Regions from separate parts of the Homo sapiens genome. Here region 2 is linked to region 1. Evidence: read pairs that join two places in POLR2A ChIA-PET (ENCODE). Cell type or tissue: OCI-LY7. All regions are shown on one strand. Each heading gives the region's core, and the rest is flanking DNA. Links, peaks and the distances in the headings are about the cores only.

What was found. ChIA-PET counts read pairs that join two places held together with the same protein. Peaks named below come from ENCODE experiments on the same cell type or tissue, not always from the same donor. Only the 100,000 strongest peaks of a DNase experiment are listed, where the experiment ranks them.
Region 2: POLR2A ChIA-PET joins it to region 1 with 6 read pairs; 10 of 35 experiments call an interaction of 5 or more read pairs at or near these places.

The regions. Positions count from the first base shown.
Region 1 is chr20:3,899,877-3,905,262 of GRCh38, forward strand. The region is part of intron 1 of PANK2 (pantothenate kinase 2); the gene reads left to right. Among named protein-coding and RNA genes, the nearest start is that of PANK2, 13 kb to the left of the region's middle. In OCI-LY7, for the core only: no CTCF peak of the experiment used is centred there; no DNase peak of the experiment used is centred there; H3K27ac peaks cover 1,794 bases.
Region 2 is chr20:3,955,976-3,961,361 of GRCh38, forward strand. All of the region lies in intron 2 of RNF24 (ring finger protein 24), which reads right to left. Among named protein-coding and RNA genes, the nearest start is that of MIR103B2, 41 kb to the left of the region's middle. In OCI-LY7, for the core only: no CTCF peak of the experiment used is centred there; no DNase peak of the experiment used is centred there.

The sequences.
Region 1 (5,386 bases), core at 185-5,184:
TTTTGTATTTTTAGTAGAGACGGGGTTTCACCATTCACAGGATGGTCTCGATCTCCTGACCTCGTGATCCGCCTGCCTCGGCCTCCCAATGTGCTGGGATTACAGGCGTGAGCCACTGTGCCTGGCCCATCAGTTGTACTTTTTATGCACATGAGAGAGTTTTTTTTTTGTCCCTTCTTAATGCTTTTTTGTTTGTGTTGTTTGGTCTGCTAGTATTGTATCTGCTTGCTGTTAACATTTGCTTGATACAGTGGAGTAGCATTCTCCAGGCATTTATTTTAGTCATTTAAATTCAAGTGTATAAATTCAGCAAGTGAGTTAAGTGAATGGTGCCAGCGATTCTACCCAGTGTTTCCGTCAGTAACTATATGATTATGAGTGAGTATAGGGATGAGAATGGTGACTCTCCTTTCCCCTGTAGGGAAAGGAAGGGGCGTGATTGTCTGGAGGGGCACCTCTTGTAATGTGAGCATAGCTCTTTGCCAAATGAAACACTGGTCTTGAAACAAGGTATGACCTTTACTGTACTATGGCTCTTAAATGTAAATCAGCTGCTCTATCTAGTATTCATCTCTAGTGAGGTGCTTAAGAGTGCTTAACATTTTTATAATGTGTAATACTTTTGACTAAATGCCATTTTCATCTTTCAAAGCATTCAACTCCTCCTCATGGTGTGACTCCATTGTGGGTGATTTACCATTTTTCCTTCAGTTTACTTGTATAATCTTGTTTGAGGTATCTTTTTACATCAACATATACTTGAATTTCTCCTTTTCTCTCCTAATTCCTGGTTAAGCTCACAGAATTTCCTCTTCAGTCTAGAAGAGAAATTTGACCTATTTGTGATTACTGATAAGTGCAGTCATTCCCATCATTTATTTATTTATTAAATTATTTTTAAGTTTTTTTTGAGATGAAGTCTTGCTCTGTCGCCTAGGCTGGAATGCAGTGGTGCGATCTTGGCTCACTGCAACCTCTGCCTCCTGGGTTCAAGCGATTCTCCTGTCTCAGCCTACCGAGTAGCTGGGGTTACAGGTGTGCACCACCACACCTGGCTAATTTTTCTATTTTTAGTAGAGATGGGGGTTTCACGATGTTGGCCAGGCTGGTCTCGAACTCATGACCTCAAGTGATCCACCTGCCTTGGCCTCCCAGAGTGCTGGGATTACAGGCTTTATTATTTATTTATTTATTTATTTAAGAGGTAGGATCTTGCTCTGCTGCCAGGCTGGAGTACAGTGGCTGTATCACAGCTCACTAGCCTCAAACTCTTGGGCTCAAGCGATCTTCCTGCCTCAGCCCCTGGAGTAGCTGGGACTACAGGTGCACGTGATCATACCTAAATTTTTTTTTAGAGATGTGGTCTTGCTGTGTTGTCCAGGCTGGTCTCCCAACTCCTGGCCTCAAGTGATCCACCCACCTTGGCCTCTCAAAGTGTTGGAATTACAGGCATGAGCCACCACACCTGGCTGTTTTGTATTTACTGTACTTTTCCCCATTTCTTGTCAATCAGCTTTTTTGAACTGATTGCTTTATTTTTTTTCTAATGTGAAAGTCATTTTTTTTTTCTCCTCTGGAGTTACCTCTAAATTTTGACACATTTAAACTATCACTTCTATATTCTTGTGTAGAATTAATCAGAATCTATCTTTTCTTCCCTTTTCCAACAAGACAGAACTGCTGCTTGCTTTCATTTCCTTCTCCCTTCTCTTCCCTCTTCAACTTCCTATGTCGAAATCATGTAAGTATTTTAGTTTCAGATTGCTTATTTTTGTAAAAGTCAGTACTTTTGTTTATTTCTTAAAGCTCTTGGATTAAAAAAAAGTTTCTTAAAGCTCTTGGATGTTTTAAAATTATGGCATTCATCTACCAATTATGTTAGAGAAGGTCTTTGAAAAGTAAAGTTGATCCCTTACATATGTGAAAATTGTTTTTGCACTCCCGCTTGAAAGCTTATTTGGTTGGCTGGATATAAGTTTCAAAATCATTTTCCTTATAACTTTGAAGCCAGTGCTCCGTTGTCTTCTGGCATCTGTGCTGCTGATGAAAAGTCTGATACTGACTTTTATGTGATTTATGTATCTTTATAGGAATTCAGTTTTTTCCTTATGATATCTTGAAATTTCAATAGGATGTGTCTAAGTTGTCTTCCCCTTCTCTGCTGACCGATAAACACTGTTCAGCCCTTAGAGTAACCTGATGATTGGTGTCTTCCCTTTCCCCAAGGAAATTTCTGGAACTAACATAAGATGTTGGTCCTTCTGGTTCTATATTCTCTCCCTCTCTCTTTTTTTTTTTTTTTTAGTTAGAGACAGAGTCTCAGTCTGTTACCCAGGCTGGAGTGCGGTGGCATGGTCATAGCTTGCTACGACCTTGACCTCCTGGGCTCAAGCTATCCTCTCACTTCAGCCTCTCAAGTAGCTGTGACTACAGGTGTGCGCCTGGCTAATTTTTTATTTATTTTTTATTTTTGAGACGGAATCTCACTCTGTGGCCAGACTGTAGTACAGTGGGACAATCTTGGCTCACTGCGACTTCCACCTCCCAGGTTCAAGCGATTTCCAGCCAATTTTTGTATTTTTAGTAGAGGTGGGGTTTCATCATGTTGGCCTGGCTGGTCTCGAACTCCTGACCTCAAGCGATCCACCCACCTCGGCCTCCTAAAGTGCTAGGATTACAAGCATGAGCCACCGCACCTGGCCTAGTTTTTTTTTTTTCTTTTAAAGTAGAGATGGGGTCTGGCTGTGTTGTCCTGGCTGATCTTGGACTCCTGGCTTCAAGTGATCCTCCCATCTCGGCCTCCCAAAATGCTAGGATTACAGGTGTGAGTCACTGCACCCAGCCAGGTTCCATTTTCTCTATATTGACTATATTGACCTTTCTTTCATACTTGAAAAGCATTTGGGGATAATCTTTTAATTTTGTTTTCTATTTGTTTTTTCTGTGCCCATTTTGCTGTTAAATATATCTGTCAAGTTTTATTTTAGCAATTGTTTTTTCTCTTTTATAACAGCGTCTTTAATGTTGTAATTTACATACAATAAACTGCATCCATTTAAAATATACAGTTCCATGAGTTTCGACAGATGTGTATAGACACACACACACACACACACACACACACACACACACACACACACACCCCTTTTACCCCCAAACAAGAGTTGGGTTACCAGAGTTTTTCCCTCCTCCTGTGCAGTCCAACCCCAGCTCTCAAGCCCATGATTTGCTTGCTTTCAGATGTAAAAATGATTAGCTTGCCTTTTTTTTTTTTTTCCCCCTTTTTGAGACGGAGTCTCCCTCTGTCGCCCAGGCTGGAGTACAGTGGTGCAATCTTGGCTCATTGAAATTTACTCCTCCTCCTGGGTTCAAGTGATTCTCCTGCTTCAGCCTCCCGAGTAGCTGGGATTACAGGCATGCACTGCCACACCGGGCTAATTTTTGTATTTTTAGTAGAAACGAGGTTTTGCCATGTTGGCTAGTCTGGTCTTGAATTCCTGACCTCAGGTGATCCGCCCGCCTTAGCCTCCCAAAGTGCTGGAATTACAGGCATGAGCCACGACGCCCGGCTTTTTTTTTTCTTCTTTTCCTTTTTTTTTTTTTTTTTGAGACTGAGTTTTGCTCTTGTTGCCCAGGCTGGAGTGCAATGGCATGATCTCGGCTAACTGTAACCTCTGCCTCCTGGTTCAAGTGATTCTCCTGCCTCAGCCTCCCAAGTAGCTGGGATTTCAGCGCGTTCCACCACGCCCAGCTAATTTTTTTTTTTTTTGAGATGGAGTCTCACTCCGTTGCCCAGGCTGGAGTGCAGTGGTGTGATCTCGGCTCACTGCAGCCTCCATCTCCTGGGATCAAGCGATTCTGCTGCCTCAGCTTTCTTAGTAGCTGGGATTAGAGGCATGTGCCACCACGCCCGGCTAATTTTTTTTATTTTTAGTAGAGACGTGGTTTCACCATATTGGTCAGGCTGATCTCGAACTCCTGACCTTGTGATCCGGCCGCTTCAGCCTCCCAAAGTGTTGGGATTACAGGCGTGAGCCACTGCGCCCAGCCTAATATTTTGTATTTTTAGTACATATGTTTAGTACATACGTACATACTTTAGTACAATATGATTTCACCATATTGGTCAGGCTGCTCTTGAACTCCTGACCTCAGGTGATCTGCCTGCCTTGGCCTCCCAAAGTGCTGGGATTACATTCTTGAGCCACTGTGCCCGGCCAGTTTGCATTTTCAAAAGTTTCATATAAATGGAATAATATAGTATGTAGCCTTTTGTGCAAGGTTTCTTTTACTCACCCTATTTTTGAGATTCATGAATATTAAATATGTAGTAGTTTGTCCCTTTTTTTTGGTTTTCAGAGCATTCTTTCCCACAATTAGGAAATTAACATGGACAAACTGTATTTAAATTTTGCCAATTTTGGCTGGGCATGATGACTCAGGCCTGTAATCCCAGCACTTTGGGAGGCCAAAGTGGGAGGATTGCTGGAGGCCAGGAGTTGGAGACCAGCCTGGACAACACAGTGAGACCTTGTCTCTCCAAAATAGCTGGCATGGTTGTGTTCCTGTAGTCGTAGTTACTTGGGATGATGAGGCAGGAGGATTGCTTGAGCCCAGGAGTTCAAGGTTACAGTCAGTTGTGATTGAGTTGTGATTGCACTCCAGCCTGGGAAACAGAGCAACACGCTGTCTCTAAAAATAAAAATAAAAGGTGAAAAATAAATAGAAACAGTTTTGCATGGATTCTTTTGTACGTTGTTTATTTAGTTGTATATAATTTTATCGTGTTAATTTTTGCAGCCACACACATCTGGCAATCGTTTTTTAATTTTTGATTTTTCTCTATGGTAGCTTTTTTTATGGATGAGTTATGATTTTACCTCTGAGAATATTTTTGATTCTGTTTATTCCTGCAACTCTTTCTTCAGATATTTAGTTTCTCATTTTTGTAGTGTTTATTTCCCTTGTAGTTTTTCTAGTTTGTAAAAGTGATAATCTCTGGTTTGAGAATTCCTGTTCTTCTGCCAGTGGATTCAGTGTCTGTTTACCAGTTGGTCAGGATTGATTTTAGGGGAGGTATGAGATACGTGGCAAAATATGGGGTAAAATGTCTCCTTATTTCTTCTGGGTAATAGCAGCCACCTGAGTGCCATCCTGATTCTGGGGCTCCAGTGCCTGTTTCCAGTGAAGACTTTGCTTCTGTCAGTGTTGGGGATAGAACATGGTTATTGGTAGAGGGAGTGGCCTGTCCACTTGTGCCAAACACATTTCCCCACCATCGCTTGTGACTGCACCACTGCACCAGACCTGCTTTTGTTTCCCCATGGTAGCCGCCCTGAACCTACGGCTTGGATAGAATACCCCTACGTTCTCTCTCTCACCTTCA
Region 2 (5,386 bases), core at 304-5,303, 56 kb after region 1:
CTTAGACTCTGAAAGTTTGCTGAATTTATTAGTTCCAGTAGTTTTTTTTGTGTGTGTGTGGATCCTACGGGATTTTCTCTGTATAGGATCATATCATCTGCAAATGGAGATAGTTACTTCTTTCTAGTTAGATGCCTTCTATTTCTTTTTCTTGCCTAATTGTTCTGGCTAGAACTTCCAGTACAATGCTGAACAGTAGTGGTAAAGTGGGCATTCTTATTGTGTTCTGATCTTAGGGGAAAGCTTTCCGTCTATTACCAGAAAGTACAATGTTAAGTTGTGTGTGTGTTTTTTTTTTTTTAATAAATGCCCTTTCTTGTGTCAGTTTTGATACACCTCTTTTTTTGTTAGGAATCTATGTAATTCACCCAAAATTTCAAGTTTATTGCCATAAATGCATAATATTCTTTGTGACCTTTTAATGTTTATAGGATTTGTAATAATGTCCCTTTTTCATTAGTGATATTAGTAATTTATATTTTAGTAAATTATATTTTATAATGTATATTTTCTTTCCTCTTTTTCCTGATTAGTTTTTCTAGAGATTTAACAATTTTATTAATTTTCCAAAGAACCAGCTTTGGTCTCAATAATTTTTACTATTATACATTTATTTTCTAGTTCATTGATATCGTGCTTAGCTTTTTTACTTTCTTCCTTTTATTTTTTCTTGGGTTTAACTGGCCTTTTATTTTAGCTCCATGAAAACGTTGCTCATTGGTTTTAGTCTTTCTTGCCTAATATATGAATTTAAAGCTATAGCTTTCTCATAAGTTTATTAATTATGTAGTTCAAATAATCTATATCCTTATAGGGTTTTTGCTTGTTTTACATTTTATTTCTTTACATGAAAAAATACCATTTTCACATAAAGAAACTATTTTCACCTAAAGAAATAAAATGGACCGGGCATGGTGGCTTATGCCTGTAATCCCAGCACTTTGGGAGGCTGAGGTGGGAGGATCACTCAAGCCCAGGCTGAGGAACATAGTGGGACTCTGTCTCTACAAAAAATTGAAAAATTAGCTGGGCATCAGCTGGGCTCAGTGGCTCATGCTTGTAAACCCAGTACTTTGGGAGGCCGAGGCGGGTGGATCATTTGAGGTCAGGAGTTCCAGATCAGATCAGCCTGGCCAACATGGTGAAACCCTGTCTCTACTAAAAATACAAAAATTAGCCAGGCATGGTGGTACACGCCTGTAATCCCAGCTACTCGGGAGGCTGAGGCAGGAGAATTGCTTGAACCCATGAGGCGGAGGTTGCAGTGAGCTGAGATCATGCCACTGTACTCTAGCCTGGGTGACAGAGCAAGACTGTCTCAAAAAAAGAAAAAAAGTTAGCCAGGCATGATGGCGTGTGCCTATAGTCTCAGCTACTTGAGAGGCTGAGGTAGGATTGCTTGAGCCTGGGAGGTTGAGGCTGCAGTAAGCTATGATCATGACATTGCTCTCCAGCCTGGGTGACAGGCTGAGACCCTGTCTCAAAAAAAAAAAAATAATAATAATAAAAATAAAAAATAAATAAAATGAATTCCATTAGAAGTCATTAAAATGAGGCTTTATTTGTTAATTCATTTTGCTTGTTTGAATCTTTTAATTAGATCTGCATGTTTTCCCAAAACTGAACTTGTTACTTCCAGCTACAGCATGGATCAATTTGTGCTCACCTTTTTCTTCCATCTGTGGCTCAAAATTCATCCCTTCTAGAAAGTTCTCCCTTAAATTAACTTCATTCTATGAAGTTAATTTGATTCCTCCATTACTCTAACTCCCATTAATTATCTAATATTTTACATTGCACTATTTTATTTTGCACTGCTAAATAGATATCTAAAAAGTATTTAAGAAGGCATGATTAACAATGCTGAACAGTGCTAGAGAAATGATAAAACCGTGTAGCTTATGGCCACTGCAAATTTGTGGTCTCCAGTCTCAGCCTGATTCTCCACATTGCTCTCTAATCCTTCTATCTATTCATGCTCAGTATCCTAAGCTTTCATGCAGTGGTTCTTTCAAACCCTTGCCACTCTCTTTAAGTGTTACCCTATCACTTCCTCCCCTATAATTTTCAACTGTCAATTTTTTACTACACAAATAAAGGGGGCTGTGATGTATGCAAGCTTTCTCACTCCCAGCTCCACATGGCTACAATATATTTTGTTTTCTACAGCTACCCTCATCTCTGTCTTAGGAAAAGGTGTTCTCCTGCTTAGGAATAATATTGCTATCTCTCTTATGTGTGTCTCTTTTCACCTCTATGATTTATTCTTTCTTATAAATCTTCCACAATTGGCTCATTCTCCTTAATATATGCATACACATACCAAAATCTCTATCTTACAAAAAAACCCAGCACTAAAATACTTCCTTGATTCTACAGCAACTCCTCCCCTCAACCTAATCTTTTCCAGCCAAGGTTCTTCAAAGACAGAGTTATATTCCTTGTATCCACTTTCACCTACTAGCCAGGTTTTGCCCCATTATAGCCTCTACCATCCCTTTCCCTATGCTACTGAAATTTTTCTACCAAAGATTAAGGATGCAAAACCTTATTGTCAAATGTAATGTGAACTTTTCAATTGTTATCCTCTTTGTTGGCAGCTGACATAATTGACTCAATCCATTGAAACACTACTTGTAGGGCATCTTTCTCACAATATTCTGTGCCCCTGTGTGTGTTTGTTTTGAGATGGAGTCTGCTCTGTTGCCCAGGCTGGAGTGCAGTGGCGCAATCTCAGCTCAATGCAACCTCCACCTTCTGGGTTCAAGCGATTCTCCTGTCTCAGCCTCCTGAGTAGCTGGGATTACAGGCATGTGACACCACGCCTGGTTAATTTTTATATTTTTAATAGAGATGGGGTTTCACCATGTTGGCCAGGCTGGTCTCAAACTCCTAACCTCAGGTGATCCACCTAGCTCGGTCTCCCAAAGTGCTGGGATTATAGGCGTAAGCCACCATTCCCAGCCTCGATTTTCCTCTTATCTCCTGCTATCCCTTCTCAGTCTCTTTTAAGGGCTCCTCTTAAATATCAATGTTTCCTTAGGATTCTGCCCTGGGCCCATTTTATTTTACTATACACATTCTCTCTAGGCAACACTCCTGGCTTCAGCTTCTACCTATTAATTACATGACCTCCTATTTCCAGATCAGACTTCTCACAAGCTTTAGAGCTACACATCCAACTAAGTATTAAACATCTTCAGACCCCCATCTCTGAAATGGAATCTATCATCTTTTCACTTAAAATGTGCCCATTCATTTTCTATCTCTCGGAAGGGATTGCTATCTACCCAGCTGCCTAAGCCAGAAGTCCAAGAAAGATTCTAAACCCCTTCTGTCCTTAATGTCCAGTCATTAATTTCTGTTTATTTTCACCTCCCAAGTATTTCTTACAACCACAACATCTTTTCTAGATCTACTGTCATTATCTTGGTTCATGACCTCATAATAACTGTAGCCCCAAAATTTCCCTGTATTCTTCAAAATTTATTTTTGAGTATTATTAAAACATAATACACAATAATTGTACTATTTATGGGGTACATGTAATATTTTGATACAAGCATACAACGTATAATGATCAAATCAGGGTAACTGGGGTATGCATCACCCCTCTATTTTTTGTTTATAATTTTATCCAAGTTACATATGTTGTCATATGTGGCTCTACAGGGTTAATAACAAAAAATCAGCAGTCCTCTGCCCTCTTCTCAAGAGATAACCCATTTTTTCCCCCTTTAGCTCACTATTTTGATCCTGACTTTCATGTTTCTAAATAACTTGCCTGTGTTGGTACTTCTTGATTTTTTAGTTTTAGGCATATCTAATGACTTCCTACTAGGGAACCGTTCATTCATTCACCCAGCAAATACTTATCGAGTGCTTAATATCGTGCCAGGCACGATTCTGAGTGTTTGAGATATAACAAACACAACAAATAACCATCAGGGAAAAAATATGAACAAACATAAATTAGAATATTATATAATTCATTATAAAACAGGATCTTTCTTAGCAAGGTAAGATGCCCTTCTTTTGTGCTCCAGTAGTGCCCTGTTCACAGCCCTACCATAGTCAGCACATTCTATACTACAATCCTGTGTAAGACTGTGGTTGGTAGTGACTGTCTTGTTTAGACCTAAGTTATAGTCTTCCTATGGTTCTGATGAGTCCAGTGGTGGTGACTGGAGGGAGCTCTCTGGAGAACAGAAGAACCTCCTGGGAAGGTGCTGGAGAGCTTAGGTTATCATAAAAAATGAGCTAGGGTAATTCTGGAGGAGCTGACTCCACAGATCTCTAGATTAACTGCAAAGACTTGTTAAATCCCAATTTACCATTTGAAGTGTTAAAGGTAACAAATTAGGATCATCACAAAGGAAAGCTCCTTACCTCATGATTAAATTTTAAAAATTGGCCAGGCGCGGTGGCTCATGCCTGTAATCCCAGCACTTTGGGAGGCTGAGGCAGGCGGATCACAAGATCAAGAGATCTAGAACATCCTGGCCAACATGGTGAAACCCCATCTCTACTAAAAATACAAAATTTAGCTGGGCGTGGTGGCGTGCGCCTGTAGTCCCAGCTACTCGGGAGGCTGAGGCAAGAGAATGGCGTGAACCTGGGAGGCAGAGCTTGCAGTGAGCCAAGATTGCACCACTGCACTCCAGCCTGGTGACAGAGCAAGACTCTATCTCAAAACAAAACAAAACAAAACAAAAAACAATCGTACCAATGACTAGTAAATGAAGTTTAGAAATGTTTGAACATTTCTGATTAAACATGATAATTCAATTTTAGTGTAACAGATCCTAATTTCTTTGCTTTGTTAGCTTATTTTTAAATTTTTTAATTTTTATTTTTTTGAGACAGGGTAGAGTGTGGCACAATCTTGGCTCAATGCAACCTCTGCCTCCAGGGTTCAAGCGATTCTCATGCCTCAGCCTCCCGATTAGCTGGGACTACAGGCGTGTGCCACCACACCCAACTAATTTTTGTATTTTTAGTAGAGATGGTGTTTCACTTGTTGGCCAGGCTGGTCTTGAACTCCTGACCTCAAGTGATCCGCCTGCCTTGGCCTCCCAAAGTGCTGAGATTACAGGTATGAGCCACTGCACCCGGCCTGTTAGGCTGATTATAAAAAAGGATAAGGCTGGGTGTGGTGGCTCATGCCTATAATTTCAGCATTTTGGGAGGCAGAGCTGGGAGGACTGCTTGAGCCCAAGAGTTGGAGACCAGTCTGGAAAACATACTGAGACTTCGTCTCTACAAAAAATAAAAAAATTAGCTGGGTGTGGTGGTGGGTGTCTAGAGTCCCAGCTACTCAGGAGGCTGAGATGGGAGGATCACTTGTGCTAGGAGGTTGAGGCTTTGGTGAGCCTCATGTCACTGC